Linked DNA regions of Homo sapiens: region 1 is linked to region 2. A link is an interaction called in ENCODE POLR2A ChIA-PET data of the cell type or tissue named here. Cell type or tissue: MCF 10A. All regions are shown on one strand.

Region 1 (5,000 bases), 190 kb after region 2:
CCCCAGGAGCCTTCCTGCCACTGGGAGACATGGTATGGCACACAAGAATCACGAAGCACCCCAGCTTCCTTTCCCTTCCCTGCCCCACCTGCAGGTCTGCTGTGCAGGTGCCCTGCTGGGAAGCTCTCCCTCCTCCCTTCTGCGTATCCACATCCTGCATCTCCCTCCAGCTTCAGGGAGGATTCCAGGAGTGGCGTGGGGCTAGAGTGGCCTGAGAGACTTCAGGGACAAGGTAGGGCCAGCTTGCAGATTCCAGGGGATCTGCTGGAAGGAGAGGTAGGATGTGGATACACAGAAGGGAGGAGGGAGAGCTTTCTGGGCAGAGCACCTGCACAGCAGACCTGGAGGTGGGGCAGGTATGGGATGGCTTGCCCTGACGGATTGGAGTGGGCACGCCAGAGAGTGAGTGTGGGGCCGTATCTGGGGGTGGCTCTGTATCCCGGAGGGACCCTGCTCCCTCTTATGGGTGGTCAGGGAGCCTTGGTGAGGCCCTGGGCTGCTCCTGGAGCCCTGTCCTTGCCGTCTGGGCCTTGGGCAACCTCCTTTGGCAGGGTTTAGGGCTTATGGTGGAAGAGGAAGAGTGGCCATGATGGAGGGCCCCTGGGTGCCAGTCTGGGTGCTGCCCTTGGCCTAGAAACTAGGCCTCTAGTTGCAACAGGAAGAAGGCAGCTAATCAGGAGACAGCTGGGCAGTCACTCAGGGTTTTCCTGGTTTTGGCCAGAATGTGCTGCTAGGGGTCGATTGACCATGGTGGCGTCCCTCAAAAAGAGTCAGCCAGGTTGGGAGCTCCAGCCTTCAGCCCGACCAGGTCTACGCACTGCAAACCAGGGACCCGGCAGCCCTCGCAGCCTGATTGGGTGTGGAGGGGACAGAGCGCTCACCTGGAGCTAGTTTAGCTAGCTAGTTCACTGAGCTGGTTCGTGTAGCCCCTGCAGGGGGTCCCGGTCTGCAGGGGCTGGTAAGGACCCATCATCCTCGTTCTCCTGCCCCAGGCCCAGCAGTTGCTTCTGAAGGAGGGACTTCACCAACCCGACAGCGCTCAGTAATCCCTACCCTACGCTCATGGGTTCCATAAAGGGCGGGGGAGAAGAACCTCGTGCCTGGTGAGCAGCGCTGTGGAGGATGTTCGGTGCCATCCAGCCTGCGGGAACATCACACGGCGGGTGGAGACGGGGGATGAAATAAAGCCTTACTCGGGTCTTTTCTGAAAGTGCTTTTGCATTTGGCATTTAGGGGGATTTTCTTGTTTGTTAAAGGGGGAAAGGCAGTTAGTCTTACATCCAGACTTTTATTTTTAGCTGGAGCTACCTGTCCTGCCAAGTCCTTGGGCTTAATTTTTCCGATCCTTGGTGTCTTGGTTTTGAAAGCCCTTCCCCTCCTTCCCTCCCAGCTCCTTTTTGGCAGGGGCAGGTTTCGCTTTTGGCCCCAGCCAGGTTTCTAACCAGGGCTACAGGAGGGAGCTATTGAGCCAGGGGCCCCTACCTGCCTGGGCTTGTACCCAGCTGCCGCCAACCCAGCTGGGCCCTGCCAGGGGGAATACAATGAACAAAGTTGGCCACCGCCTCCACTCTGCAGCCTAGGAGAAGCACCAGGCTTTTCCCCAGTGAAGGAAATAATGATCACTAGGGAAACCCTAACTGCTTTTTTAGAAAGACCAAATGAAGAAGGAAGGAAAAAAGGATTTTTTCCAAACATGGAAAACTCAATGACTCTCACTCAGACTTTTGCAAGAGCAAAACAAAGGCTTTGACACAGAACAAATTCTCCCCTGGCAGGGGCGTTCTTCATCCACTTTCGACGCTTTGTTAGATGTGCCTTCCCCGAGCGTGTGTCAGTAAGGACGTTCTGGGAACAGACTTGGAGGGAGGGGAGAGTAGGCCTTTGTTCAGGCCTCCCCCATCTGAAAGGTCACTCTTCTGACAAAGCCCTTGCTGTTTATGTGAGGCTATTTTATAAATAGGGGGGAAGCAGATAGCCCCAGGTCCGAGAGAGATGATGGGAGCCCAGTAATCCTGTTGGCTGAGACAAAATCCTTGGAATTAAGTGGCACAAACCTGGAAGCTGTGTGACCTTTTGCAAGTTACTAAACCCCTCTCAACATGTTTCATCATTTGCAAAATGGAGACAACAATATCAGTGTTGTGAGAGTTACCTGAGCTATTAGCTTATTAGTATCTAACACTATGTTAGACATGTAACGTGATCTCTTTGCACACACGCAGCAGAGTTCGGCTGGCAATACCGTTTTCGGAGTGTTAGAGGGTCCAGGGATCATTTCCCATTTCTGATATTTTAGAGATTTCCCCTCATCTCTTTTACCCAACAACAACAACAAAGGGAGACTCTTTCTTTACGATTATCTAAAGATAAAAGCCAAGTGATCAAACTATTTAAATAAAAAGAGAAGTGCTGGAGGAAAAAGTAGCAAATTGAGGGAACAAGTCAGGTGAAAAAGAGGCTAAGAAGAGAATGTAAACCCCCTCTAGAAAATGAAATTTGCCAAGCAATCTTATTATTCACCTTGAAAATATCTTTCTTTGGCAGTGCCTAGCAGAGTTCCACATACATGAAATAAGATGCTTTGGGAAATCATTCTTCTTTTTGCAACGTCAGTGACTTGAACCAGAAACTGATATTGACTCACTTGGGCTCTGACTCTTTCCAAGTTACACATCTGGGGGCCTAAGGAACTGCCCCATGAGTTCCCGGAGCTGCGATGGGCATGGGACGGGAAGCTTTGTAAGCAATTAATCACACAGTTAGCCTCATCTGATCACCACTGGCCACGATCAGGCCCTCTGAAAGTGCCTAGTTGGATGCTTGCCAATCTGCTATGCCTTGGAGGAAAAAATCATTTCAATTTAAGAAAATAGACACAGAAGCAAAAAACCAAAGTGAGCCTGGAAGGTTTGCCTGTCTGTGACAGTCTACAGAGCAGCTGTTTGTGCCTGTCACCTGCTCAGGCTCTCACGGTGACTGCATGGGGAGGGCAGGGTGTGTGCATTGATACCTGCCGTGCCCAGTGTACGCCGAGGTTTGCCCATGCTGCAGCTGGAAGGCTGCAGAACAAAGGTTCGTTCCAACCTCTACACTTGAATTGCATTCTGCGTCATCATCCTGCCTTCTAGAACAACATCCAACTCCGTGGGCTGCCTTTTAAAATCTTGATGGAGGGGGAGAGGAGTATGTATGTTGCTTCAGCCCTTAATTTGCAAGGTGGTGAAACCACTATGGGCCTGGCCAAATCAGCAAGAAGGGGGCTGGAGGAAGGGCAGCTGTCTTGGGGTACACTGGGACTGGAAGGAGCTGCCTTCCTGAAGTCCTCCTTGCTTCTCTGAAGTTGTCCCAGCACAGCTGTGGCTTCCGGGAGAGGAATGTCAGGGCCCTGATAAGGAAATGAAGTGGAGCCCGCACCTGCCCAGAATGTGAAATTTCTTCAGCAGCCTCTGACCGGGCTCCAGATGGGCAAGTGCAGCCCCTCCCACACCTGCTGAGTTTGATCTCCCTCCTCCTGGATGCTGTGAGGCTTGGCACCTGCCCAGCCAGGCACTCAGGAAACCTGCTGGGGGTCTCTGAGCGCCCACCAGGGTAAACCAAGGTCCCTTTCTTGTGTTAAAGAGAAGAACTGGGATGGAAGCGTGCCCAGGGCTCTTTGGAAGCACCCAGGAGGGGCAATGGAAGGCTTCCTGGGAAGAGGGTTTCTGGGTTGCATTTTAAAATACACACAGGAGTTAGCTAAGTCCTGAGCATCCTCAGTCATTCTTCTGCAAAGTCCCTAATAGCAGAAGCTGACACCCTTGCGGGCCTAAGGTGGCGTGGGGACAGGTGTGTGGAGCAAGAAGTTGCCTGCAGAACTCCACAGGCCTGAGAGAATATGAGCCCGGGTGCGCTGCAGATGGTGCCATGTGTGGATGGGAGTGGGGGTCACCAGGGCTGCCAGTGACCTGCAGTCCTCACGACATACAAGTGTCTGCCCCCAGCGTCACAACCCTTTCTTCTACCCACCCCAAATTGCACTGAGAAATATAACATTGGTTTGGAGGGGCGGGAATTGGCTGGAAAGAAGACAGGAAGCAGACCCCAGGGGGCATGTGGGCTGAGCTGAGGATCAGACAGTGCTGGCCCTGGGTGGCTTGGCCTCCTGCGGAGAAGGCTGGGCTGGGCAGGGCAAGTGGCCACTGACTGGCTCAGACAGCACTGCAGGGACAGGAAGCAAGGCCAGACTCTGAACAACATGCAGAAGGCTGAGGTCTGGTTGCATCCTCACCGCTCCTGCCAGGCCTTTCCAGGGGACTTCTCTGAGCCCCAAAAAGAGAGCCACAGGTGCCGGTGGCCTTGAGCCCTCCCCTGCCCTAGGATTGAGGAGCCTCTGGTCATTGGCTGTGAGCAGGCCACAGAGGCCTGCAGGCCTGGGGTCACCTGCTGTCTCCTAACGGGGGCCATTTCCTCCCCAGGAGGCAGGGCCCATTTCCTGGCTGAGCAGTCACAGGGCATGAGAAGGGCCCCGAGCTTGGTGAAGTTCTGCTTTCCCCATCATGACATTCTTACTGAATTTTGGACAAGGGACCCCTCATTTTCATTTTGCATGTTATGTAGATGATCCTGATGATAGCTAAAGCATTTTGTAAGTGGGGTGGCCAGAGGCCCACACATCCCCACAGCCTAGAGTAGGGTAAACCTGGGTCTCTCCTTCCCCTCCTTCCTCCCTCTTCTTCCTCCTGCCCTCCTCTTCCTCCTCCCCTCCTCCCCACCTCCTCTTCTTCCTTCTTCTCTCCTCTTCCCTGTCCTCTTCCTCCTCCTCTTTCCTCTTCGTACCCTCCTCCTGCTCTCCCTTCTCTCTCCTCTTCTTCCTCCCTCCTCCCTCCTCTTCCTCCTCCCCCTCTTCACTCTTCTCCTCTTCTTCCTCTTCCTCCTTCCTCCTCTTCCCCTGTCCCCAGCAGTCCTTTTTTGCCTGCCTTATGAACGACAAAGGCTAGACCTGGAGGTTATGCCCGTTTGCC
Region 2 (5,000 bases):
CATCAGCTCAAAAGTTCTAAATCTCGTTGCCCATATAATCTAAATCAGGTGTGGAGGAGACTTTGGGCATGGTCCATCCTGGGCAAAATCTCTCTCCATCTGTGGAATTGTAAAACTAGAAAACAAATGGTTTGCTTCCAATACATAATTGCATGACAGGCACAGGATAACAGTTGTAGATATTCTCATTCCAAAAGGGAGAAAATGGAAGGAAAAGAGTCATCACTAGCCTCAAGCAATTTTGAATTCCAACTGAGCAAACTCCATTATGTCTCAAGACCTGGAAACAATTCTCTGTGGCTTGAGACTCCACCCTCTGGGCCCAAGGCACCCCACCTCAAAGTCATCTTTCTTTTTCTGGAACGGTAGCATATGTTTGCAGCTGAGCAGTTTTATCAGCCTGTTTCCTGCCTGTAGAATTTGGGACTCTGACAGTCTTCTTTCATTTCATTCTCTGTCCATCCCTTTCAGTCCAAGCTGACAGTGCTGCTGTTATAATACTCTCAAAAACCTTAGTGGTCTCCTGTGTATGTCACAGAGATTTACTCCATTAAACAAAAGGCTCCTCCATAGACCATTCGATCTCTATTCATGGCTTTTGCTAAAACGGTTGAGGGACTCCATGAATCACATATGTGATCTCTTCAGCACTAGAAAAGGTTGTCTAGCCATACCTTTGGCCTTCAATCTAGAGCCCGCTTTCTTAACAGTGTATCTCTGGAAGTTTAACATCTTTTGCAATCTGGAGAGTCTGAGAATTTCCCAGATCATCAAGCCTTGCTTCCTTTTTGCTTAACATTTCTTCCCCCTTTTCTTTTTTTTTTTTTTTGTTTTGAGACAGAGTCTTGCTCTGTCTCTGTTGCCCAGGCTGGAGTGCAGTGGTATGATCTCGGCTCACTGCAACCTCCGCTTCCTGGGTTCAAGTGGCTCTCCTGCCTCAGCCTCCTGAGTAAATGGGACTACAGGCCCCACCTGCCACCATGCCCAGCCAATTTTTTGTATTTTTAGTACAGACGGGGTTTCACTGTGTTAGCCAGGATGGTCTCCATCTCCTGACCTCGTGATCCACCCGCCTCGACCTCCCAAAATGCTGGTATTACAGGTGTGAGCCACCATGCCCCGCCTCTTCCCTCATTTTATCTCTTACCTGTTAAAGTTTATTATAAGGTGCAAGAAGAACCCAGCCTATGCTTTCAACCCTTTGCTTGAAAATCTTAGCTAAATACCAAGTTCATTGCTTACAAGTTCTATTTTCCTAAAACTTCAGGACACAATTCAGCAAAAGTTTCTGCTGCTGCATAACAAGGACCCTCTTCCTTCCAAATTCCAATAATTTCCTTCTGAACCTTCACCAGCAGCACCTTTAATGTTCACATGTTTACTAACAGTCTGTTTATGACAATATAGATATTCTCTGAGGTGATACAAGCTTTCTATACTGTGTTTCTCACTTCCTCCTGGCCCTCACTGGCAGAATCTTTCAAATCAATATTTCTGATAACAGTCTGTTTAAAGCAATCTAGGCTTTTTCTATTGTGCTTCTCAAAATTCTTCCAGCCCTATTACCCTATTCCAAAACTACTTCCATTTTTTTTTTTAAAGAGATAGGGGTCTTGCTGTCCAGGCTGGACTCAAACTCCTGAGCTCAAGTGAGCCTCCCACCTCAGCCTCCCAAATACTTGGCACTACAGGTACATTTTTGAGGTATTTTTACAACAGCACCCCACTTCCAGATTTTTAGGTATTTGTTGCAGCAACACCCCACTTTCAGATGCCAAAACATGTGTTAGTTTCCTATGATTGCTATAACAAATGACCATAAACTGAGTGGCTCAAAACAACACACATATATTCCCTTACAGCTCTGGAGGTCAGAAGTCTGTAATCAGTTTCACTGGGCCAAACCAGGGCCTTGCTCTTGTTGGAGGCTCTAGGGAAAAAAATCTACTTCCTTGCCATTTCCATTTTTTAGAGGGGCTTCTTCCTTTCTTCCTTTCTTTCTTCCTTCCTTCCTTCCTTCCTTCCTGACTTCCCTCCTGACTGACCTACCTTCCTTCCTTCCTTCCTTCCTTCCTTCCTTCCTTCCTTCCTTCCTTCCTGTCTTTCTTTCTTTCTTGATGGAGTTTTGCTCTTGTTGCCCATGCTGGAGTGCAGTGGCACGATCTTGGCTCACTGCAACCTCCACCTCCCGGGTTCAGGCAATTCTCCTGCCTCAGCCTCCTGAGCAGCTGGGATTACAGGCATACGCCACCACACCTGGCTAATTTTTGCATTTTTAGTAGAGACAGGGTTTTACCATGTTGGCCAGGCTGGTCTCGAACTCCTGACCTCAGGTGTTCCACCTGCCCCAGCCTCCCAAAGTGCTGGGATTACAAGCATGAACCACTGCACCTGGCCTTTTTTTTTTTTTTTTTTTTTTTTTTTAAGATGGAGTCTTCCTCTGTTACCCAGGCTGGAGTGCAATGGCACAATGTTGGCTCACTACAACCTCCACCTCCCAGGTTCAAGCGATTCTCCTGCCTCAGCCTCCCAAGCAGCCTGGACTACAGGTGCACACCACCACACCTGGGTAATTTTTGTATTTTTAGTAGAGACGGGGTTTCCATGTTGGCCAGGCTGGTCTTCAACTCCTGACCTCAGGTGATCTGCCCACCTCAGCCTCCCAAAGTGCTGGGATTACAGGAATAAGTTTTAATCTTACAGAGTATGTTTTCTTATGACAACAATTGGTTCTTATTAAATCAATACTAGGATAACTAGAAAAGCCCCACATATTTGAAAATTAAACAGCATCCATGGAACAAGAAGGAAACCACAAGGGAAATTAGAAAATATTTCAAACTGAGTGAAAATCCACCATAGCAAATTTAAGGGCTGTAGCTAAGGCGGTGCTTAGAGTAAAATTTATAGCACTAAATGCTTACAGTGTTATAAAAGAATAACATTTTTAAAATGATGATCCAAACCTCACTTTAAGAACTAGAAAAGAAAAGCAAATTAAACCCATAATAAGTAGCAGAAAGGAAATAATAAAGATAAGAACAGAAGTGAACACAATACAAACAAGGAATTAACAAATCCAGAAGTTAGTTCTCTGAAAAGATTAATAAAATTGATAAACTCCAGTAAGGCCGATTATGAAGAAAAAGAGAAAATATCAATTATCAATATCAGCATGAAAGGGGGGATATCATCATAGATCTTACAGACATCAAAAAGATAAAAAATGAATATTATTATAATGGCATGCCATTAAATTCAGTAACCTAGATGAAATGAGAAAATTCCTTGAAAAATACAAATCATCAAAACTGACACAAGAGTATACAAAATCTAAATTGTCCCTTTTAATAGGTATTGCCTATTACAGATACTGACTTCCTAATTTAAAACCTTCCCACAGATAAAACTTCAGGCCCAGATGGTTCCACTGGTAAATTCTTTAAAACATTTAAGGACAAATTAATAATGCCAATCTTATACAAACTCTTTCAGAAAGTGAAACAGGAAGGAATAGTTTCCAATTTGTTTGATGAGAACAGCAAAAAACTGTCTTGAAATCAAAATAGAACAAAGATGCCAGAAGAAAAGAAAATTACATACCAATATTCCTCATGAACATGGACATACCAATCTTTAACAAAATATTAGCAACTTGAATCCAGCAATATATAAAAAGAACAATACCTCAAGTCCAAAAGGAGTTTATCCTAGGAGTGCAAGGTTGATTTCATACTGGAAATCAATCAATATAATTATGAATGGAATAATGAAAAACCATATGATCATCTCAGTAGATGTCAGAAAAACATTTGACAAAATTCAATATTCATTCATAATAATTCTCAGAAATGCAGGAATATAAGATAATTTTCTTATTCTGATAAAGGCTATGTATCATACTTACTGGTGAAATACTGAATGCTTTCCTCTTAGATCGGGAAAAATGCAAGAATGTCTATTCTTGCTCCTATTCAACACTGCCTGGCCAGAACCTGATTTTAAGATTTCTACAAGGCCTGGTGCAGTGGCTCACAGCTGTAATCCCAGCACTTTGGGAGGCCAGGGCTTGGGGAATCACAAGGTCAGGAGATCAAGACCATCCTGGCCAACATTGTAAAACCCCGTCTCTACTAAAAATACAAAAAATTAGCCGGGCATGGTGGCACGCGCCTGTAGTCCCAGCTACTCGCGAGGCTGAGGCAGGAGAATTGCTTGAACCTGGGAGGTGGAGGTTGCAGTGAGCCAAGATCGTGCCACTGCACTCCAGCCTGGGCCACAAAGCGAGACTCTGTCTCAAAAAAGAAAAAAAAAAGAGGGTCCATAGATAGATGGTCACTTGAGTTCTGACAAAGATATCAAGATAATTCAATAGGGAGAGGAAGTCTCATTAACAAATATGGTGCTGGAACTATTGAATCAATGTACGGGAAAAAATAAACCTTGCCCCCCTATTTCATAAATCTAAATGCTAACACTATAAAGCTTCTAGAACAAATTTAGATGAATATTCTCATAACTTTGGAATAGGACAAATTTTCTCAGAGCAGTCACAAGAAAAGCAGTAAACATAAAATTAAAAATGGAAAAGTAGGCCGGGCATGGTGGCTCATACCTGTAATCCCAGCAGTTTGGGAGGCTGAGGTGGGTGGATCCCTTGAGGTCGGGAGTTCGAGACCAGCCTGGCCGACATGATGAAACTCCGTCTCTTCTAAAAAATACAAAAATTAGCTGGGTGTGGTGGTGGGTGCCTGTAATCCCAGCTACTCAGGAGGCTAAGGCAGGAGAATCGCTTGAACCTAGGAAGCAGAGGATGCAGTGAGCTAGAATTGCACCATCACACTCCAGCCTGGGCAACAAAGTAAGACTGAGACTCATTTCAAAATAATAATAATTAAGAAAAAAATTAACCCAGTGTGGTGGCATGCGCCTGTGGTCCAGGTGCAGAGGTAGGAGGATCACTTGAGCCCAGTTGTTCAAGGTTACAATGAGCTGTGATC

The links. Peaks named below come from ENCODE experiments on the same cell type or tissue, not always from the same donor. Only the 100,000 strongest peaks of a DNase experiment are listed, where the experiment ranks them.
Region 1: POLR2A ChIA-PET joins it to region 2 with 6 read pairs; 7 of 35 experiments call an interaction of 5 or more read pairs at or near these places.

Annotation. Positions count from the first base shown.
Region 1 is chr1:226,654,819-226,659,818 of GRCh38, reverse strand. The region is part of intron 2 of ITPKB (inositol-trisphosphate 3-kinase B); the gene reads left to right. ITPKB-IT1 (ITPKB intronic transcript 1) reads left to right here. Exons shown (of 2, transcript NR_103784.1): 2 at 2,545-3,739. Among named protein-coding and RNA genes, the nearest start is that of ITPKB-IT1, 18 kb to the left of the region's middle. RefSeq lists an enhancer at 45-875. In MCF 10A, no CTCF peak of the experiment used is centred here; DNase peaks (open chromatin) are centred at 1,458, 2,698 and 3,068.
Region 2 is chr1:226,842,264-226,847,263 of GRCh38, reverse strand. No RefSeq gene overlaps it. Among named protein-coding and RNA genes, the nearest start is that of PSEN2, 26 kb to the left of the region's middle. In MCF 10A, no CTCF peak of the experiment used is centred here; no DNase peak of the experiment used is centred here.